Regions from separate parts of the Homo sapiens genome. Here region 1 is linked to region 2. Evidence: read pairs that join two places in POLR2A ChIA-PET (ENCODE). Cell type or tissue: GM12878. All regions are shown on one strand. Each heading gives the region's core, and the rest is flanking DNA. Links, peaks and the distances in the headings are about the cores only.

The links. Peaks named below come from ENCODE experiments on the same cell type or tissue, not always from the same donor. Only the 100,000 strongest peaks of a DNase experiment are listed, where the experiment ranks them.
Region 1: POLR2A ChIA-PET joins it to region 2 with 5 read pairs; 2 of 35 experiments call an interaction of 5 or more read pairs at or near these places.

The regions. Positions count from the first base shown.
Region 1 is chr2:171,225,964-171,232,300 of GRCh38, forward strand. It overlaps a transcript of TLK1 not described here. Among named protein-coding and RNA genes, the nearest start is that of TLK1, 68 kb to the left of the region's middle. In GM12878, for the core only: no CTCF peak of the experiment used is centred there; a DNase peak (open chromatin) is centred at 3,106.
Region 2 is chr2:171,113,776-171,120,112 of GRCh38, forward strand. It overlaps TLK1 (tousled like kinase 1), which reads right to left. Exons shown (of 21, transcript NM_012290.5): 2 at 3,964-4,082. Among named protein-coding and RNA genes, the nearest start is that of TLK1, 44 kb to the right of the region's middle. In GM12878, for the core only: no CTCF peak of the experiment used is centred there; no DNase peak of the experiment used is centred there.

The DNA of each region.
Region 1 (6,337 bases), core at 1,003-5,002, 110 kb after region 2:
TCTGGTATTAGGTTTGTTTTTTTTTAAGCATCCTAAATTATAAATCGATATAATACTCTCTCACCACCCCCCTAATATTCTCCTGTGAGTATTAATGGATTTCCCCTGGTGGAGTCCCATGAACTAGAGCCCCAAGGAAACAAATTGCATGTTAATCTATGGAAAATGGTGAAACATGTAGTGAGAATGAGAAATAAGGCTTTATTGTAAACCACTGACATTCAGGGGCCTTTGTTACAACCACATAATCTAACCTATTCTGACTGTTATAGCATAAAGCACTGGTGTAGGTACAAATAGACATTTTAATATAAATAGCAAGTAGTATTAGGAAATTAAAATCTTGTTTGCCTTCACATAAATCAGTAAAGCATCAAAAGAGCAGAAGACCTATTAGAAATTTCAAACTGGCCAAATTTCCTAAAAGGCATCTGGTACTCTATCCTGACATAATAAGGGCCAGTCTCCACAAAACAGAGGCTGAAAACCCCATAAGAAACAGGGTAATGAGGGCCATGTTTTCCATATAAAACTCACTTCATGAGAATATGAGGACTCCATGTCACTGTACAGATTTATGAAGAAAACAGAATTCTTAATAGAGGCTTGGGCATCTGCTCCTATCATGGAGGGAAAGCACTTCCAGAAGCAAGTAGACAACATTTGCCTAGAACCTGCTATTATTACACTCTGTGCATATGGTAGCTAAAAACTCATTAGTTTTATAATTCTGGCTGAAGTTGGCAAGCCACCTCCAGAAATATTTCATACAAGCAAAGTGGCAGATGGCAATTTCCTTTGTTATAATAGGATGGTTAGGGTAGTGGTCATGCATACAAAAATCATCCAGCTAGAATGAAACTACTCTTATGTAAAATAATCAATTTATTTGCAGCTTCTGATAAGTTAATCTTCATGTAGTTGGCCTCATTTTTGTCATCCTAGAATACATTCTCAAACAGATTTACATAATTTTTTAAAATGGAATTAGAAAATAAATTTCAGTGGCTACCATGAGGTAGATACAAAATCATTTTGTAGCAGCAAAACAATCAGAGAATAGTCATTTTGTTTTAACTTTTCTCCTACAGCTGCAGTTCCTTCTGCAGGGACTGTTTGTTTAATGCCTCTCTGGCATACCATTCCCACCCTCTTTCTATTGGTAAAAGTGTCCCAATCAAGCTTTGAGACTCCCTACTACCCCTCCATGTAGTTGAGGTGGAGCTGACCCTTACCCCAGCCCCAAGCTCTAATGATAAATACATGACCCAGCCCTGGCTAATTTATCTCCTGACCTCATGATTGGTTCAGAGATGGGCATGTGACTCAACTTGGGCCAATGAGAAACTTCCTCCAGTTTTTTGCTGAAACTATTAAGAAAGAGATGATCTCTTTTCAGTGAATAGAATGAGAGCCTGGAGTTCCTTCTGGAATATTTGCTACAACTGCAGGAGAGCTTGTCTAACAATGCATCCATGCAGGAGAAAGCATGACCAAAAGCTTTCTGGTTTTGACTTATGTGTACCTGAGTCCAAATAATCTGGGAGTCACGATACCCCTGGGCTTTTTCATTTACATGAGTTAGTCATGAGTTAGTAAATCTCCTTTTTTTTTTTTTTTTTTTTTTTTTTTTTTGTTTAAGCCAGTTGGATTTCTTTCACTTGCAACTGTAAAAGTTCTGACTAATTCACTCCCCATTTTAGAACAGTCGAACAGCCAGAAAAATATTACAGCCCTCCCTTGTCTTACCTCTACAACTTAGTCAGTAAACCAGAAACACAACACAAATAAAATTTCTTTCCAGTATAGTACATTTTCCCAAAGAGTCTGAAAGCGCTTACAAATTTCAGAGAACAATACCCTGGAGTATATTAGACACCTTGGAAGAACACTGCTAACTCTTGTTAGTATAGTTAAAAATAGCACTGAAGGCCAGACGCGGTGGCTCACACCTGTAATCCCAGCACTTTGGAAAGCTGAGGCAGGTGGATCACTTGAGGTCAGGAGTTCAAGACCAACCTGGCCAACATGGAGAAACTCCATCTCTACTAAAAATACAAAAATTAGCCAGGTGTGGTGGCACACACCTGTTATCCCAGCTACTTGGGAGGCTGAGACAGGAGAATCACTTGAACCCAGGAGGCAGAGGTTGCAGTGAGCTGAGATTGTGCCACTGCACTCTAGCCTGGGTGACAGAGCAAGACTCCATCTCAAAAAATAAACAAATAAATAAAAGAACATTGACCTTTTCCTGAGAATAGGCTGTAGGCCAGGGACAAGGCATTTTGTAGATGTTACTGTATTTAATATTCACAACCTGTTAGGCATGCCTGTAATCCCAGCTACTCTGGAGTCTGAGGCAGGAGGATCACCTAAGGCTAGGAATTAGAGACCAGCCTGAGCAACACTGAAAGACCTCATCTCTGAAATAATTTTTTAAATCAGCTAAGCATGGTGCACACCTATAGCCCCAGTTACTTGGGAGGCTGAGGTGGGAGGACTGCTTGAGCCCAGGAGTTCGAGGCTGCAGTGAGCTATGGTTGTGCTACCGCACTCCAGCTTGGAAGACAGAGTAAGACCTTGTCTCTAAAAAAACCCAAAGATAAATAATATTTAGAACTCTTTTATTAAGTAGGTATTATTGTGGTCACTTTACAGATGGGAGAGTTGAGGTTCAGATTGATTAATTTTTCCCAAGTGATTCAGTTCAGTTGACAGCGTTTAAACTCATGTCCTTCTGGAGTTGTCTGTGTTGTTCTGAGCAACACTGACTGTCTCTTTTTTAGCCTATGTTATTAGATAATGGTTGTTTGAATCTGTGAAGGTAGCATTTTGTACTCTGGAGATATATTTTGCTAAGCTAGTGGTTGAACTGTAATTAAAAAAAAAATTCTGTGTTGCATGTAGGATAACCTTTCTGTCAATGCCTGCCTACTCAACTCTGCCAATTGGCCTCCCTGCTTAGGAGGTCCCAGCTGCATGGAACAGAATTGGGCATCTGACCTGGTCAAGCTAATTAGATTCATGCACTTGGGAATTTCCACTCAGTGGTAGATTCTTGAACTGAAAGGGCATATGCGTGTCCTATAAGACACACCTCTCCACCTCAGGGAACAATATGGTCTTACATCTTTTGTTTTCCAATATTTTACTCAAGTCGTCACATGTTCTTTTCCAGGACCTGCCCAGTGAGGCCTTCCCACTTAATTGTCCAAAACTCTCAGGGGCTTTCTTGGTGCAGAAGAATTGACCCTATCAAACCTCAAAAAGGAAGGAACTGGAAATCTCATGAGCTCACAGCAGTATGAGTCTGATCCCTGCCACACAGCCTCAACATTCAGTGCCAGTCTTGTGCAGGCTAATGGATATTTGCCTGTCTTCCTCAGCCCAGAGTCTAATGCTTGGCCTCCAAGATCAGAACTTTTTTGACTTGCATTCACATATTCAACTCAATGCCAGGAGAGCTGGGCCTCAGAGAATCCAACTGTTGCCATTTTGTGTTTAGTTCTAGCTGCCAGCTTAAACTCACTCTTCCCTCCGGGTGCCATCCCTTTTGGAAGCTGTGGTATCCTGTTCTGCCAGAGGACAGAACCACTTTGGTTGACCCTGATGAGCTACTGGACTTCAATTCTAAGGAAAAATGGACAGAATCTCTGTTCTTCAGTCCTAGGAAGTCCTTTCCTCAAGAGAAAGGGTGCAAACTTTGCATTTGCACAACTAAGTAGGAGCATTCAAGAGAGCCCTCTCATAAAAACAAATCCTTCCTCCTGGCTTAGGTATTGCCTCCGCCTAAGAACACAGACACCTCTCAATCAATTTTTAAAAATCGTACCTCACTAGGCATGCTGTGCCATCTTGGGTCATTGGCATGGCGAGTTAGCAGAGGAAGCTGATTGAAAGAAAGACTTTCTGATTTTGCACAAAGCTCCAGGTTCTACCATGCACAAGGCCTTGCTGTTCTTGCCCTTCCTTAGGTTCCACCCATGTTTGTAAGGTACTACCTCTGTTTAGTAGGAGTTCCCATTGCAAGTCAAATTTATATTCCAGAAAAATGCAAATTACAGTAAAAAAAAAAGACTAATAAAAAGTGATTACTTCCATAATTATTCATTTGAAAAGCTAATACTTATTTCCAGAGGCCCACCATCTAACTCTTTTTATCCATTAACTGCTACAAAATACATTAAATGACACTTCATTGCTTTGCACAAATAACAAAGAAATAATAAAAGACTTTGCAATTGAAGCCATCCTCACAGAGTTAACAAGAATCCTGGGCAGAAATATAGTTATAATTAAGCATTAGTCAGACTATACTTTGACCCACTTCCTTGCAACCAAAAGCTATGTAGCTCCAGATACTGCCCATTTGCATCCCTGCTGTCCCCAAAGATAAGATCTGTGACATTAGAGTCATAAGACTTTTAAGACTTGCTTAAGATGTTTTCCAAATTCCGAATTCCAGGGAAATAGCTGACACCACCCAGTTTGAAGGCCCCTATAGAGGAATGGAATCCGCAAGAGAATACAGTTTCTTCATCCCCCTGTCCCGACACCACCCTGCACTCTTCCACCAATCAACAATCTCCACACTTTGGACCACTCTAAAACCCCTAAACACCCTAGCCCCAGACTCCTCAGGGAGATAGATTTGAGATTTCCTCCCGTCTCCTTGTTCAACAGCTGTACAATTAAACTGCTTTCTTTTCTGCAACCTGGTGTCTTGGCGTATTGACCTGCCCCAATTCATCAGGCAACAGACCTACTACAGTTACATAATCATTCTGGAAAATGTTGATTCTGGGCTTGATGTCAGAACTTTTGAACATGCTATAGAGAACACCAAAAGCCAAGACGCTAGCAACTCTTTGGTAAATGGCCAGAGTTAGGCAAAGGAGAAAATGGAACAGAGAACTGACTTCAGTTTCCACTATCAAGTGTACCCGTATATCTGGAGCCAAAAGCAGCTGAGAGACATTAAAGGGCATTTTACTGAAGGTTTGCACCTGCAAACCTCTTCCTCGGGTATTTAAAATATGGAGAGAAATACAGAAAATACACACAAACCTCCCAGGTTTGACATATATTAACTTTTGTTACAGCAGCTCTAGGAAAGAAATACAATATTGCAAATTATCCCAAATTTGATGGCTTAAAAATAACAGAAATTTATTCTCTCACAGTTCTGATGCCAGAAGTCCAAAATCAAGATGTCACCGGGATTGGTTCTTCCTGGAGGCTCAGAGGGAGCCTAGGAGAAGCTAGGAGTCTGTTCTGTGCCTCTCTCCTAGCTTCTGGTGCTGCTGGCAGTCCTTGGCATTCCTCAGTGTGCCTTCTCCCTCTCTTCTCTTCTAGGACACTGATCATTGCATTGAGAGCCCGCCCTAACCCAGTATGATCTCATCTCAAAACCCTTAACTTGATTATATCTGCAAAGACCCTTTTTCCAAATAGGGTCATATTCGCAGGCTTTTGGTGGACATAGCTTTTGGAGGACCACCATTCCACCCACTACAAGTATTTACTTTAACCCTCACAAATAAACAGTGACAGATATTGAAATTCCCTCCTTAAGCCCCTCCCATCTACTTCCCTTCATCCCCAGATATAGTAACTATCCTCAGTGTCACTGTCATGTATGTTTCATACTTTTACTACCTCTATATCCACAAGGAACTTGTAGTTATTTTTATACAAATACCACCTTTATAAGATGAAAATATTTTTATAAATGATATCACCTTGTACATTTTCTTTTGCAACTTGTTTTTTAACTGATCTTTAATAGTTAAAGATTTTTCAGGCTGGGTGTGGTGGCTCACGCCTGTAATCCCAGCACTTTAGGAGGCCAAGGTGGGCGGATCACCTGAGGTCAGGAGTTTGAGACCAGCCTGACAACAGGGAGAAACCCTGTCTCTAGTGAAAATACAAAATTAGCTGGGCATGGTGGTACATACCTGTAATCCCAGCTACTTGGGAGGCTGAGGCAGGAGAATCACTTGAACCCGGGAGGTGGAGGTTGCGGTGAGCCGAGATGGTGCCATTGCCCTCCAGCCTGGGCAACAAGAGCAAGACTCCAAAAAAAAGGAAAAAAAAAAAAAGAAAAAAGATTTTTCTGTGCTGATACATATACCTCTGATTTATTTATTTTGACTATGGTATGAATATCCCATAATTTACTTATATGTTTCTTTATTGAAAGACATTTAGTGATTTATGATTTTGGATATTATAAACTTTCTGATTATGAACATCCTTGGATGTTATCTTCCTATCATTATACACATGTGTGAGAATTTCTCTAAGATTGATACTTTGAAATGAACCAATGATTTCT
Region 2 (6,337 bases), core at 1,411-5,410:
CAAGTATGATAGTAAACCTATAAAATTAGTAACAGAAACTGTAGAATATCTTTATGGTCCAGGGATGCAGAAGCAGTATTTAATTAGAATACCATCAAGGTCTATGAGATCAAATTCTAGTTTTTGAATTTCTTGTTTGAGCCATTCTAACTATTTGTAAAGACTGATATTTGAGGACTTTTATTCTTTCTTAGGGATCATCCAAAAAACAAAAATTATATTTATTGTTAATAGAATAAAACTCATTCCATCTTGCAATTACCAGATGTCAAATGGGCCCTTCCATAAATCTAAAATATATTATGGAATCTTACATATCTTATTTTTCCTATATTTTGAATTTATCACGTACTAGCAATTACTTCATCATTACTTATTATTTTCATCAATTATTCCCAACTATACTAAAAAACAAAATAAAAAATCAAAGAAAAAAATGAAGAATGATGGTGTATGGTAGGCAGAATAATTTCCCCAATGATACACACACCCTAAACTCCAGAGCCTGTGACTATGTTACCTTACATGGCCAAAAAAAGGACTTTGCAGAAGTGATTAAGGGTAAGGCTTTTGAACTGGGGAGATTATCCCAGATTATTTGGGTTGGTCTAATCTAATCACATGAGTACATAAAAGTAGAGGCCCAACCTTTCCAGACTGTTGTCAGAGGGAGACGTGACTTTGGAAGAATGGTCAAGGAGATGGGCTGTTGCTGGCTTTGAAACTGGAGGAATAGCCAAGCCAAAGAACACAGCAGCCTCTAGAAACTAAAAAAGGTGGCCTGGTGCAGTGGCTCACACCTGTATTCCAACACTTTGGGAGGCCGAGGTGGGCAAATCACCTGAGCCCAGGTGTTCAAGACCAGCCTGGGCAACAAGGTGAAACCTCTTCACTACTAAAAATACAAAAATTAGCCGGGCACGGTGGCACGCACCTGTACTGCCAGCTACTGGGGAGGCTAAGGTGGGAGCATCACCTGACCCCAGGAGGCAGAAGGTGCAGTGAGCCAAGATCATGCCACTGCACTCCAGCCTGAGTGACAGAGTGAGATCCTGTCTCAGAGGGAAAAAAAAAGAAGAAGAAAGAAACTAAAAAAGGCAAGGAAACTGATCCTCCCCTTGAGCCTCCAAAAAGGATTACAGTCCTATAAACACCATGGTTTTAGCCCATAAAACTAGTAACAGACTTCTAACCTACAAAACTATAATAAATTTGTGTTATCTTAAACTCCTAAGTTTACTTAGTTTGTTATGGAAACAATAGAAAAATACAGATTTAATAACCTAAAAGGATGGTGCAATAGTAAAATAAATCATCTTTCAGTTTTCTTCTTGCCTTCCATTATCTTTCAAGTACTGCATCATCTTTCATCTTGCTTCATCTTTTAAGAATTTCTTTCTTTTTTTTTTTTTTGAGACTGAGTTTCGCTCTTGTTGCCCAGGCTGGAGTGCAATGGCGCCATCTTGGCTCACCGCAACCTCCGTCTCCCAGGTTCAAGCAATTCTCCTGCCTCAGCCTCCCGAGTAGCTAGGATTACAGGCATGCACCACCATGCCTGGCTAATTTTTTTTTGTATTTTTAATAGAGACGGGGTTTCTCCATGTTGAGGCTGGTCTTGAACTCCTGACCTCAGGTGACCCGCCCACCTCGGCCTCCCAAAGTGCTGGGATTACAGGCGTGAGCAACCGTGCCCGGCCTTTTAAGAATATTTTTGAAAGACTAGAATACCATCTTCGTAGTCTAATGTTAGCTTTCACTGACTCCACCTAAGAATTCAAAAATTTTCATTTTCCACCCACGATGGCCAAGAGAAGAAAATGACAGAGGAATACATCTTACAATTATTAGATGAATCAGAAAATATAAACACCAACAGTTGCATGTCTAGACTCTGAAGCTGATGGTGGTGATATTGACTATATGTAAAATCTCACATAATCAGGTAACATAATGCTAGACGAATTTTCTCAAATTCAAGAATCAATGAATTGAACAATATATTTCTAAGGAAAAAAAGAAAACACAGTAAGGACTGCATCATATAATATTCTGCAACCATATTCTGGACCACCTCATTATGCTCAAAGGACACATCACAGTACTCTTTCATCTTTTATGTTTGTGAGCCAAAATTTACCTGATACAAAGAGATGTACAAGGTAATTCTTATTAAAATATCTAATAAAGTTGTTTTTCATAATACTTTTATTCATGTGTCTATAAATTAGTAGTAAAATAGCTTATAAATATAAAAATACAAAAAGGTCTATTTGACCCAAATGGTTAATGGTGATGCTTATTTCTGTTAAATACCAAGAGTTAGTCAAAACTTTGGAGATACAAACCGTAAGGCAAAAAACTGGTGAGACTGATTACAACAAATTTAGAGAGTTCAATGTGCTATGAATTCACACAACTCCAGTTCAACAGAGACCATGAACAAAGTAAGAGACATATGACAAAGTGGGAGAAGTTACTTACGATGTATGAAGTCAACAAGAAATCAACATGTAGAATATACATGAAACATGAGAAAATCAGTTCAAAAAAGAAAGTAATACTAATATAAAAACAGACAAAGAATTAAAATAATTTCTAAGACTCCCAACAACCTAACAAGCATACAAAGAAATGCTCAAAATAGGCCGACCGTGGTGGCTCACGCCTGTAATCCCAGCACTTTGGGAGGCCGAGGTGGGTGGATCACCTGAGGTCAGGAGTTCGAGACCAGCTGGCCAGCATGGTAAAACCCCGTCTCTACTAAAAATACAAAAATTAGCCAGGCATGGTGGTGAGCACCTGTAATCCCAGCTACTTGGGAGGCTGAGGCAGGAGAATCGCTTGAACCTGGGAGGCGGAGGTTGCAGTGAGCCAAGATCATGCCACTGCACTCCAGCCTGGGCGACAAAGTGAGACTCCCTCAAAAAAAAAAAAAAAAGAAGAAATGCTCAAAATAATTGATGGTACAAGTAAAACAAGAAGATATTTTATACTTAAATGAGGAATGTGGATGGTGTCAAGTGTTTCTGCGATATGGAAATACAGAAATACTCATGCACTCCGCTGAAAATGCAGATTAGTACAACTGTTCTGAATAGCAACCTTGTATTTATCCAATTTCAGTCTATACATACCCTATGATCTAGCAATTGTACTCTTGGGAAAACATCCTAAATAAATGGTCACAAAGGTCCATAAGAGCCCAAGTACATGAAAACTCATCACAGTTTGAGGTAGACAATCTGGGTCTATCACTGAAAGGCTGAACACAGCAATACCTAATCTTTTTGGCACCCAGGATCAGTTTCATGGAAGACAATTTTTCCATGAAAAAAGAGGGAAGGTGGAGGTTGGGTGGGGAATAGTTTAGAGATGAAACTGTTCTACCTCATATCAGGCATTAGATTCTCATAAGGAGTGCACAACCTGGATCCCTTGCATGTGCACAGTTCACAATAGAGTTCATGCTCCTATGAGAATCTAACGCTGCTGAATCAAACAGGTGGAGCTCAGGCAGTAATGCTCACTCTCCTGCCGCTCACCTCCTGCTGTGTGGCCGGTTACTAACAGGACTGGTACTGGTCCTTGGCCCAGGGGTTGAGGACTCCTGGCCTAAAAGATATACACTATTAAAGTTTTATGCAGCAGTTAGAAACTGTGGATTAGATGTACAGATAGGACCATGGATAATAAGGGCAGGAAGGATAAGAAACTACATAGTGGGAGACAGGCAGTACAATCTACCAAACTCCTTTTTATCCCTGAAACATATTATGCTGTATTATAATGCCCCTGAAATATGGTATACTACATTAAAAACGCATTTATGAACACTGATCTTATTCTACACATTATAAAAGTTACATTTGCTGTTAAGCACGTTATGTAGGAATCCTTTACATACTATTTTAGATCATTTAATAGAAAGAAAGACTGTCAAATAAAGATGAGAATTTTGCTCACTTTAGCTCCAACACTGCAACTGCCCGTACTTCCAGTGCTCCCACTTGCAACTCCAGTAAATCTAGCTTCCAATAACTCTTGCCTTCTTGGATCCAGACTATGAAGCTCATCCATTGCACCTATTAAGAAAAAAAAATATATATGTACACATATATATGTGTGTATACTTTATACTTACACACACAAATATATATATGTGATTAGTTAAGATGTTAAAAATTTAGGAATGAATGCTACAAGCAGACGAAATTGAGAGACTTTATTTTTAAATGTACACATCAACTTATCAAAACATCCTACAATGGATTTCCAACACTTTTGGCTGCAACTCACAGAAGAAATATATTTTCCATCTAATTTAGTACACAGTTACAAACATTCATATATTTAAAAGTTTCACAGAATACCAAATCTTACTGCAATGCAGTAGTAAGAGTCCTGTACAACATCTATTTTCTAGCCTATCCTAGTCCACTTAAAAAAGAGTGAGGTGACACTAGTAAATAGCAATTAAATTGATTTCATAAACCAACAATGGACCATGGGTCCATAGTTTAAAAAATACTACTCTCCTAATGTAATCTCCCTATTCTGAGCATACCCAGAATTGTAACTATGCGACATTACCACTTAATTATTTTGTTTATGTATATCTTATATAACTAACTACATTTTAAACTATAAAGAACTGTTTTATTATTGTCACAATCCTTAAGATTTTTTGTACGGTTGATAGTTTTAAGTTTCCATCAGGTAAATGAAACACAAACACGTTTACCACACACACAGATGACTGAAGTAACACTTACTAGTATTAAACCACCTTGAAAATTAAGGGGAAAAATTTAACACCCTGATGTTATTGTTATTATGCAGACTAAAGCACTCCAAATTCTAGATGAAGTTCAAACAAAAATTACTTTATCTATGTCTGCTAATTCTCTTCTAACAAAAACCCCAGAAGTGACATAAATGAATGGCTCTCAAAGGGAGCAGGTAAGGATATTACCAGAATCCAGAATGACTTGGGGAACATTTTTGAACTATACTAGCCCCTTCCACACATCCTGACATTCCTCTCCTAAAGGTTAACAACTACTCCTATAGATCTTATCTTTTGAAATTCCCTTTCTTACTTTTTATCCTCACCTGGACAGAGGACTAGATGGATGGTGGCCACTCTTTCATGCTTATTTGGATCCCTGTACCTGAAAATACACCTTCCTCTGTCTACTTCTTCTAGCTCAAAAAAAGAGGTAAATCCCTCTAAAAAGCTAAAGCCTTTAACACTTGCTTTTGACCTCACTCCTTCTTGACATCCAAGAAATCTTGTATTCACAAGTACCCTACCTCTCTGGCATCTACTCACTCCTTGTCTCCTTCTGCCCTCACTTATGTCTTTTTAGAAGTCTACCTTAGCCTCAATTTTACTGTACTACCATTTAATTCTTCCCTTAAACTGGTTTATAACCATATCATCCTTAGTATCATCAATGCTTCCATTTTTTCTCTTCCTGCTATTACATCAGAAACTGTATATTATTCCTTTATTGAGAGGAAAAACCAAAGCAAAAACATAAACAGTTCTAGTTTTCATAATTCAGCCACACCTGTTCCCCCCACCACCTTCTTGTTCTCTCTTAACTGCAAATATTCCCCATGGCCTTCTGTTTTCTTTTCAGATCTCCTTTGGCTTCAAACATGATTCTCAAATCACACACCTATTATATGCCAGGTCTGCCAAGTCTTAAGCCTGGCACTGAAACTTAAAATCTACTGAAGTTTTGCTTTATAAAAAACTATCAATCCTTCCCTGGCACAGGACTATTTTGAAAACATTAAATCACATTTTTAAAATAAGAATATGGTACTGGCATAAAGACAGACATATATATAGAGCAATGGGATAAAACAGGGAGACCAGAAAATAAACCCTCACGTGAAATGATTTTCAGTAAGAACACCAACACCATTTAGTGGAGAAAGATCAGTCTTTTCAACAAATGGTGCAGGGAAAACTGGATATCCACATGCAAATAAATTGAGTTGGATCCTTACTTTAACCATATAAAAAAATTAACTCAAAATGGATCAAATGCCTGAATATAAGACCTAAAACTTTCTAACTCTTAGAAGAAAACATATGGATAAAGCTTCATGGCACTGAATTTAGCAATGGTTTCTTTGATCTAACACCAAAAGCACAGGCAACTAAAGAAAAAATAGGGCCAGGTGCAGTGGCTCATGCCTGAAATCCCAGCACTTTGGGAGGCCAAGGCCGGCAGATCACTTGAGGTCAGCAGTTCGAGACTAGCCTGGCCAACATCTCTACTAAACGTCTCTACTAAAAATACAAAAAAATTAGCCGAGCGTG